2 separate regions of the Homo sapiens genome follow, and region 2 is linked to region 1. Evidence: chromatin contacts called from ENCODE Hi-C data. All regions are on one chromosome and are shown on one strand. Each heading gives the region's core, a stretch centred on a gene start or an enhancer-like site at or near the end of the contact. The rest is flanking DNA. Distances are from core to core; before and after follow the strand shown.

The links. Hi-C counts contacts between places; a loop is a spot of excess contacts on that map. Pooled maps may share reads with other maps.
Region 2: a map with no recorded cell type shows a loop between it and region 1 (5-fold over the local background). The contact joins the enhancer-like site here to the promoter of IGF1 in region 1. A Hi-C loop is called at or near these places in 5 of 37 single-sample maps with no recorded cell type and 4 of 50 pooled maps.

Annotation. Positions count from the first base shown.
Region 1 is chr12:102,478,321-102,482,057 of GRCh38, forward strand. It overlaps IGF1 (insulin like growth factor 1), which reads right to left and starts at 2,243. Exons shown (of 4, transcript NM_000618.5): 1 at 1,999-2,243. The coding sequence starts at 2,061. LINC02456 (long intergenic non-protein coding RNA 2456) reads left to right here. Exons shown (of 13, transcript XR_007063427.1): 11 at 1-3,737. RefSeq lists enhancers at 699-958, 1,049-1,098.
Region 2 is chr12:102,007,603-102,011,795 of GRCh38, forward strand. No RefSeq gene overlaps it. Among named protein-coding and RNA genes, the nearest start is that of DRAM1-AS1, 45 kb to the left of the region's middle. Within about 2 kb of position 2,754, at least 5 of the 41 ENCODE cell types and tissues checked have a DNase peak (open chromatin) inside an H3K27ac peak, as active enhancers do.

The sequences.
Region 1 (3,737 bases), core at 993-3,492:
AAAAAATCAGAAAACACTTTCTCAAAAATCATTCACAAACCCAAATTTTAAAAGTTCTTTTTTTTTTAATCTTAGATAAATGGAATATTAATTGATTCCAGATGTCTGGGCCACAATGAAAATGCCCTGTAAAATTTGAGGGCAACAGTCATAAGAAAATACTCACTGTAGGTGTAATCATTTTTGTTTGTTCCAGGTCTTTTACAGCAGGTCAGGGTGGGTATTATGAGGCCGATGTGAATAGAAAACTGAAGTCTTAAAAACATGTGCTGCTTTGTGGGTGGGGTTTGTGAAAGCATCTAGTTACATTTGGACACCCAGGCAGGTATGCTATTATGAGCCTGGGTAAACTGCCTTTTGTCCATTGAAACAATGAACAAATTGCACAGCTGGGATTTAAGTCAATCTTTTCCCCCCAGTCAAGCCACCTATTTCCATTGTATGCCTATTGTAGCAGCCCAGATAGTGACCCAAGCTCCAGTCCACTCCCTTACTCCCTTCCCCCGACTCACTCACTTGGAAATACCTTGAGAGTCAGAGTACAATCAGCTGGTGAGCTCTGCCTCTGGGCAGGACACCTTTACCCACTGAATTACATGTGAAAGACCACGCAGCTCCCTCAAACCACTTCCTGCTTCAAGTACAGAAAAAAGTAACAACTTATTAAGAGCTCCACTTCTGAAGTGTTCAGCATACACAGCATGAAAAGTGCATTTGGAAACAATTTTCTTAACTTGTAATTAATGCAGAGATAACGCTCCACAGCCTCTTTTATGATCCCCTAAGTAAGGAGACAAAAACTCCAGCTGCTAGATCACATAGTATGTATGCACAGTGACGTCATTTCTTTGAAAGCAAGGTGGCCTGCATGTGTTGGCATCTCAGGAACAGCAGAATCAGGTGCCTGACAAGGGTGTATCTTTAACTCCTGGAGCCACTTACTTGACTAGGGAAAGTCGTAGTGGTGAAGTGTTTGAAAGCAGCAACTGAATGCTGCACTAAGTGGCAGAGACGTCTTATGAATTGAGCCCTCAGGCAATTGAATCGGTGGAGCCAGTGACAGCAGCTTAAAAGCGCTTGCAAATTGAAAAAAAAACACAAGTCTTGAAGGATATAATTTTGCTGAGAATGGAAACTAGAACTACGGCCAGCAATCGGAAACGAGAAGTCGGTGCACTGACAGCAGCAGCCAGATTTACCTAAAGGGACTTCACGACACTGAATATAAAATCAGAGTTTTATAACACAGAACCCCAAGTCCAAACTTTGCCCATGAAAGTCCTCTTCTAAACAGAAAAGTTGGGCAAGCAGCTCTTAGAAAGTTTCTGCTTTCCATATACAGTATGTATTTGTTTAAATTATACAAATATGCAAGGTCAGCAAGAGTTGTCAAGGAGTTCTTTTTTGGAAGAACAAATTACACTTTACTCTAACTTTAACACTCTCTCTGGGCATAAGTGCAGAGTTCCGGGACCTTAGCTCCAAAGATCATATTTAAAAGCTTTAATATCATCTAAAATACAACCCTTCATATATAGCATGCCTTGTAAATAAAGTCCTGATGAGTTACACACACAGAGACACATACACACAGAGACACATACACACATGCAAAAGAACATGGTCTTAAAAATAAAACATCTGCACCTGCAAAAGAAAAAAAAAATCCCCAAGTTCATATCCATGCTCTATAGCCCTTAGCCATAGAGAGGATTTAAAGGAATCTTCTGTAATGACACCACGGAAGCCCTGCAGAAGTGGAGGATTTAGCATAAGTACCTTGCAATAGTTTCTACTCATACAGATATCTGTGCAAATGCATCCATCTCCCCGAGCTATTTTTCAGATTCCACAGAATTGCATATTCAGCAATTTATAAATAACTCTCGGTTCCGAAACAATGAAAATTTTAAAGTGAAGAACAGTTCTAGGCAGAAGCAAACAGTACACAATTTAAATAGAATTCCCCAATGACTTCAAAGAGTAAGAAATATTTACCTTCAAGAAATCACAAAAGCAGCACTTAAATAATTGGGTTGGAAGACTGCTGATTTTTCCCATTGCTTCTGAAGTACAAAGTCTGAAAATGAATTGGTTAGCAGGAATAATGAAGCAAAAAGAAATCCAGAGAGATGGGAGATGTTGAGAGCAATGTCACATTTCAATTTTGAGGACTTTATTCCATTGCGCAGGCTCTATCTGCTCTGAATTTAGCAGTGACAGTGAGATTTAGCAAACAGAAGAGGGATTTAGAGAAAATCCTCACATTTATCTACAAAACACAGACACTGTAGACAGGAAACAGCTGGGGGAACATTTGCCTTCTCTCTCTCTCCCTCTTCTGGCAAAGTTATTGAGTAAGGACTTTTTTGGGCATGGTGACAAATAACATCATACCTTTGCATTTTAAAACTAGAGCACAGAAGCATTTTTTTCCCTTAAAAGAATGTGTGTTAGTGACAGGGTTCGCAGACATTAAAATACTTATGCTGCCATAGAAAATAAGGATCTGTTTTCTGATTAACTTTCTGCTGGGCATGAAGACACAAACGTCTGCTAATACACCTTACCAGTATTAAAGGAATATGGGGGATGGGAGAGCAATTTTAGATTCTAGAGCAAATGCATTATTTAAAACAAAAAAAGAAAGAAAGGACGATAAGACCCTCTCCAGCAAACTCTACAATTTTAACCCTGAAGTGACTGGGGTAAAGTAGATTGGAAGACAGCACTCGGGTGACCCCTTGTCCCAGTTGCCAAGTGAGAGGTGTGATCTCATTTCCTAGAACCTATGGAGGGGCAGGCAGCATTGGATTGGTCCCTTTAGGGCACTGTCTCATACTTTTTCTCCTGCGATGAGGCAAAGACTATGCCGAGCTGTAAAACCCAACTGAAATAGAACATTTTTCTTTATTCTTCTACTAGGCTGCCTGTCACTGTCCCCTCCCCACCCCACCACTCTGGGAGAAGGGTACCTGGGGGGCAAACAATTTTCCTGTTGTTTGAATTTTCCATATAACTCAAACCTGTGTGTGTGTGTGTGTGTGTGTGTGTGTGTGTGTGTGTGTATGACAGAGGGAGTCTGTGTGCCAGAGTGTGTTTTCTTTCTCTGATTTTTGTGTATTCTAAATAACACCAGCTGGCTAGCAATACCCTCTCGAGGGTTATGATGTCATTCAAATCCCTCAACTGGGTGACTGGCCGGCAACATGGTCCAAGCCAGCTGTTTTGCTATTTATAATGTACACTTGCCTTTGCCATTGAGAATTCAGTTCTGATCTTTTGTCGATACAGTTTGTACCTATTTCCCTTTGGTTTTGTGAAGCAGTAGATAAGAAAGTGAATTATAAAATAAGGTTGCAAAAGCCCAGAGCAGACATACCTCTTTCCCTAGAGAGCTCTCCAGGCCTGGTTTCCCAGGAGTGGTGGAAATAACCTGGACCTTGAATTTTTTCTTTTTTTTTTTTTCCACATGACTCTCAGGGGACTGACACATCAACTGAAAACACAGTTCTGCTTGAAATCCTACTCTGGCTCTTTGTGTTATCCTGGGGCCAGAAATTTGTTTGTAGAAGTGGGTGCCCTAACAAAAAACAAACAAACCTGCTTTGTTTGGAAGGGGGTTGGGTTTGTTTGAGTCTTCTGTGTGGTTAATACATTGTAGCAATGTTTACCTTTCAGAAATCAAAGTTAGAAATCTGGAATTATGTTGTGTCAATGGTGCACTATGTTCAGCA
Region 2 (4,193 bases), core at 1,504-4,003, 470 kb before region 1:
ACTCCTAACCTCAAGTGATCCACCTGCCTTGGCCTCCCAAAGTGCTGGGATTACAGGTGTGAGTCACCGTGCCTGGCCCACGGTGTAGTCTTCAGGGATTTTGTTCATTCTCACATTACACAGAACCTTGTGTTGATCCTCTATACTGATAACATCAGCTGCATCTATCTGGTAAACAGAAAGCAGAAAGAACTCTTGGTGTTCTATAAGATGCACACCAGCCAGAGGATGGAAGATTCAGATCCCTACAGCTTTTAGAGATCCAGTAGTCTGGAAGGTGCTGGGACATCCCTTCCAAAGTAAAGGACAGATTAGTGAACTTTCACCCTTTACCGGTAAGAAAGAGACACAGCATGTTGGGGACTTCTGCTTTTGAAAGCATCATACACTTTCTCAGGAATACAGCTCTGAATTGGAAGACTACATGCTTTATGTGGGGCCCAGAACAAGAGAGGGCTCTGCTGCAGGATCAGGCTATGATATAAGTTGCCCTCCTCCTTGAACTATATGGCTCAGATTACCCATTGATGATAGAGATGTCTATGGTAGATATGAAGATTGTGTGGCATGTCTAGTCAGCCCTAATAGAAGATTAATAGCACAGACCCTTTGCTTCTGGAGCAAAGGTCTTGCCTTCTTGTTGTTTGAAAAGCAACACCTAGCATGTGCCCAGTAGAAGCTGAGAATCTGACTATATATGATATCAAGTGATTAACTGAGCTGCCCATCATAAGCTGGGTTTTATCAGATACACCATAAAGCCACCTAGTCACAGTAGCAATCCATTATTCAATGGAATTATATGTTTGGGATGAAGCCTATAAAAGTCAATAAGGCACATGTAAGTTACATGGACAAGTGACCTATCATTTATTTCCCATATCATTTACATCTCTTAACACTAATGCCTATTCTTCAACCTACTTGTATGATCTCATGCAGAATCTTCAATGGTCAACTGTATCAGTTATTTATTGCTACAATTATGTGGTAACAACCAAGAACAATAAAAAACTGTAAGATAATCAACAGTGAGCATTTATTATTCACATCCACAGCCAGCTGAGAATTGGCTAGGTAGGTCTTCCAATCTTGGCTGGTCTTGCTCATGTCTTGGGTTGGCTGATATATGAATGGAACAACTCATCTCTGCTCCATGCATCTTTCATCGTCATTAGACTATCCAAGTCAAGTTCTTATGTCAATAACAGAGCCACAAGAGAAGGCAAGACCAACCAAGTATTTGTCAAGCCTCTGCTTGGATCACATTTGTTAATATTCCATTGGCTAAGTTCAGAATCCAAAGTTAAGGCCAAATGCTCTACTCAGAGGGGGAGGGCAATGCAAATATATAGCAAAAGGCATGCAATAGGGAGAAAGTGAATAATTGAAGCTACTTTTGCAATATTATCTCACTAGCTGACAGCAAACAGTGGACCTTGTTGATGCATGGACAAGCTTGATATATATTGGTGTAGGCAAAAATGGCTTGCTGCCACACTGCTGCCTCTGACAGAGGTGGCTCTAACAATTAGTGGTGAGGAAAATAATCTTCCTGATGGACAGAGCTTCAAACAGTACACTTTGTCATGATGTTGCTGAAGAAGCACATGGCCTGAGTTAAATACTACAGACTTTTGATCTTGGTAACTGGTTTGGCTGGTCAGGGATAAGAAGGGAGCAATATTGGAAGATTAGAGAAAGTGAGATTTAAGGATGAAGAATGTGGACAAAACTATGGGAATGTGTCCAAAGTGTGGAGATTTTTGTAGGATGAAATGCCAGAAAGAAAACACTCACCTGAGGAGGCAAAAATTAGGTGGACAAGATGATTTCTCCAGTAGATGTCAGCCAGCCTTGTCCTTGATTGCCCCAGGTTATACAATGAGCCCACAAATGGAGTAATCGTGGCAGCAGAGATGCCGGCTATGCTTGGGCCCAACAGCTTGGGCTTCCACACTAATGCTCATCTAGTGATGAGCTAGATGAGCTAGGATTCAGCTACTGCTGAATACCCTATTTGTCGGCAGCAGAGACCAATGATTTGGTACTATTCCTTGAAGAGGTTAACCAGTCACTTGGGAGCAATTTATTTGCATTAAATTCCTTCCACCCTGGAAGAGGAGTAATTCTTTCTTATTGTAATTAATTACTACTCTTAATAGGGGCTTTCCTTTCCTTCCAGCAGCACCTCTGCCAGCATTACCCTCTGATAGCCTACAGGATGTCTATTACCAACATGGTATCTCGCATTACACTGCCTCAGATCTTGGGATTATTTTGTAGTAAATGACTAACAACAGGCGCATGAATTGTTGGATCCACTTGTCTTACCGCATACAGCATCATCCAGAAGAAATCAATCAAATAGAACAATGAAATGGTCTATTATAGGCTCATTGTAGTCACCATCTCAGAGATGACATTCTGCAAGGTTGAAGTGCTAATCTCTAGGATGTGGTAAAAGCACTACAAAAATGGCTAGCATATGATGCCATGTCCTCAGCTGCCAGGATTCACAGATCCAGGAACCAAGAGAAAAGAAATAGGAATGATCCTTCTCCACCATTCTCAGTGACATTCTTTTGTAATTGTGCTTCCCATCCCTGCCGCCTCAGACTTTCCTGGAAGTCCCAGTTCCCAGATGGGGTAGGGGGAAGGAACTAGCACACTTCCATGGGGGAGCACAGTAAGGATTCCACTAAGCTGAATCTACTGCTGCCAATCGGTCCCTTGGGACTGCTCATGTCTGTGGGACAAAAATAGGAAGTAATATGTTAACATGAGGAGCTAGGGTTGTGATTACAAAATGAAACAGGAAGAATGTGTCTAGAACGCAGGTGGTTCACTGGGGCATGTCGTGGTGCTTCAGTGCCTGGTAAGAAACAGCAAACAGATGACTGTGATAATCATAGCCTAAACAGGGCAAAGCAATCAAAGCCCTAGAAAACTTAAAGGATGAAGGTCTGGGTCACTATGCTTGACAACCAGCCTAGACCAGCGGAATTTCTGATATAGAGCAGGAGAAATGTAAAATGGGTGGTGGAAGAAGATGATAAGTACCAGTTTTGGCCTTGCGTTCAGTCATAGTGACAGTAATTGTGGCTTGTCTCACTAATCTTCATGTGTAGATTTTAGAAAGACTGTGGCTGGCCATCACCTTGTGTTATCCCACAGACAAAAGACAAAGTAGACTTAACATGGGACTCAATCAGTTCTGAATTGACTGCATTTGGGTAGACTGCAGCAAATATCTCTTTTGCACATTCCCTCGTCCACTTCCGGTATCAGTCACAGCTACATGGATAGTTCTAGGTGAGTAAGCTTGGACTTGTCCTTTCTGCTTGTGAAATCCCACTGCAAGCCGAAGCCATGTATCTTTCTGCTTCCTGTTCCAAGTCTTTCTTCAACACTGGGGTGCTGCTTTTCCACACAGAAGCACAGCCCAGAAGTGCAGGGATAATTAATGCCCCTGGAGGCAACTCAACTAACGGGGGATGGAAATTGCTTAATTAATGTTCCCAGTTTTATTAGGTGGAAAATTTTGGGAGGCATTCTGAAAGCTTCTCAGAGGGTCTTGGAGCACTCAAACCCCAACTGGCAATCTTGATAACATACTTCTTAAATTTTTTATTATTTTTGAGAGAGTCTCACTCTATCACCCAGGCTGGAGTGCAGTGGTTCCATCTGGGCTCACTGCAATCTCCACCTCCTGGGTTCAAGTGAGTCTCCTGCCTCAGCCTCCCAGTAGCTGGGAGTACAGGTGCATGCCACCACGCCCGGCTAAATTTTGTATTTTTAGTAGACACAGGGTTTCACCATGTTGGCCAGGCTGGTCTCAAACTCCTGACCTCAAGTGATCCACCTACCTCAGCATCCCGAAGTGCTGGGATTACAGGTATGAGCTACCTCACCTGGCCGATAATAAACTTTTAAGTGGTTTTCTCCCTTTTCCTCTCCCTGTTTTTTTACTTCTGTTTTCTGGGATCACCTTGTGAATGACCTGTATACACCCAAGTCCTTTTCTCAGGCTCTACTTGCAGGTGAACTAAACTAAAATGGGCACAATTAGTTAAATGCATTTATATATTTTTCACATAAGTACTTTAGGAATTTTCTAGACTGTGTGTAAATAACTATGAATAATAATTATTTATTTGCAAGGTGAGGTGAGAACATTTTAATCCTGCACA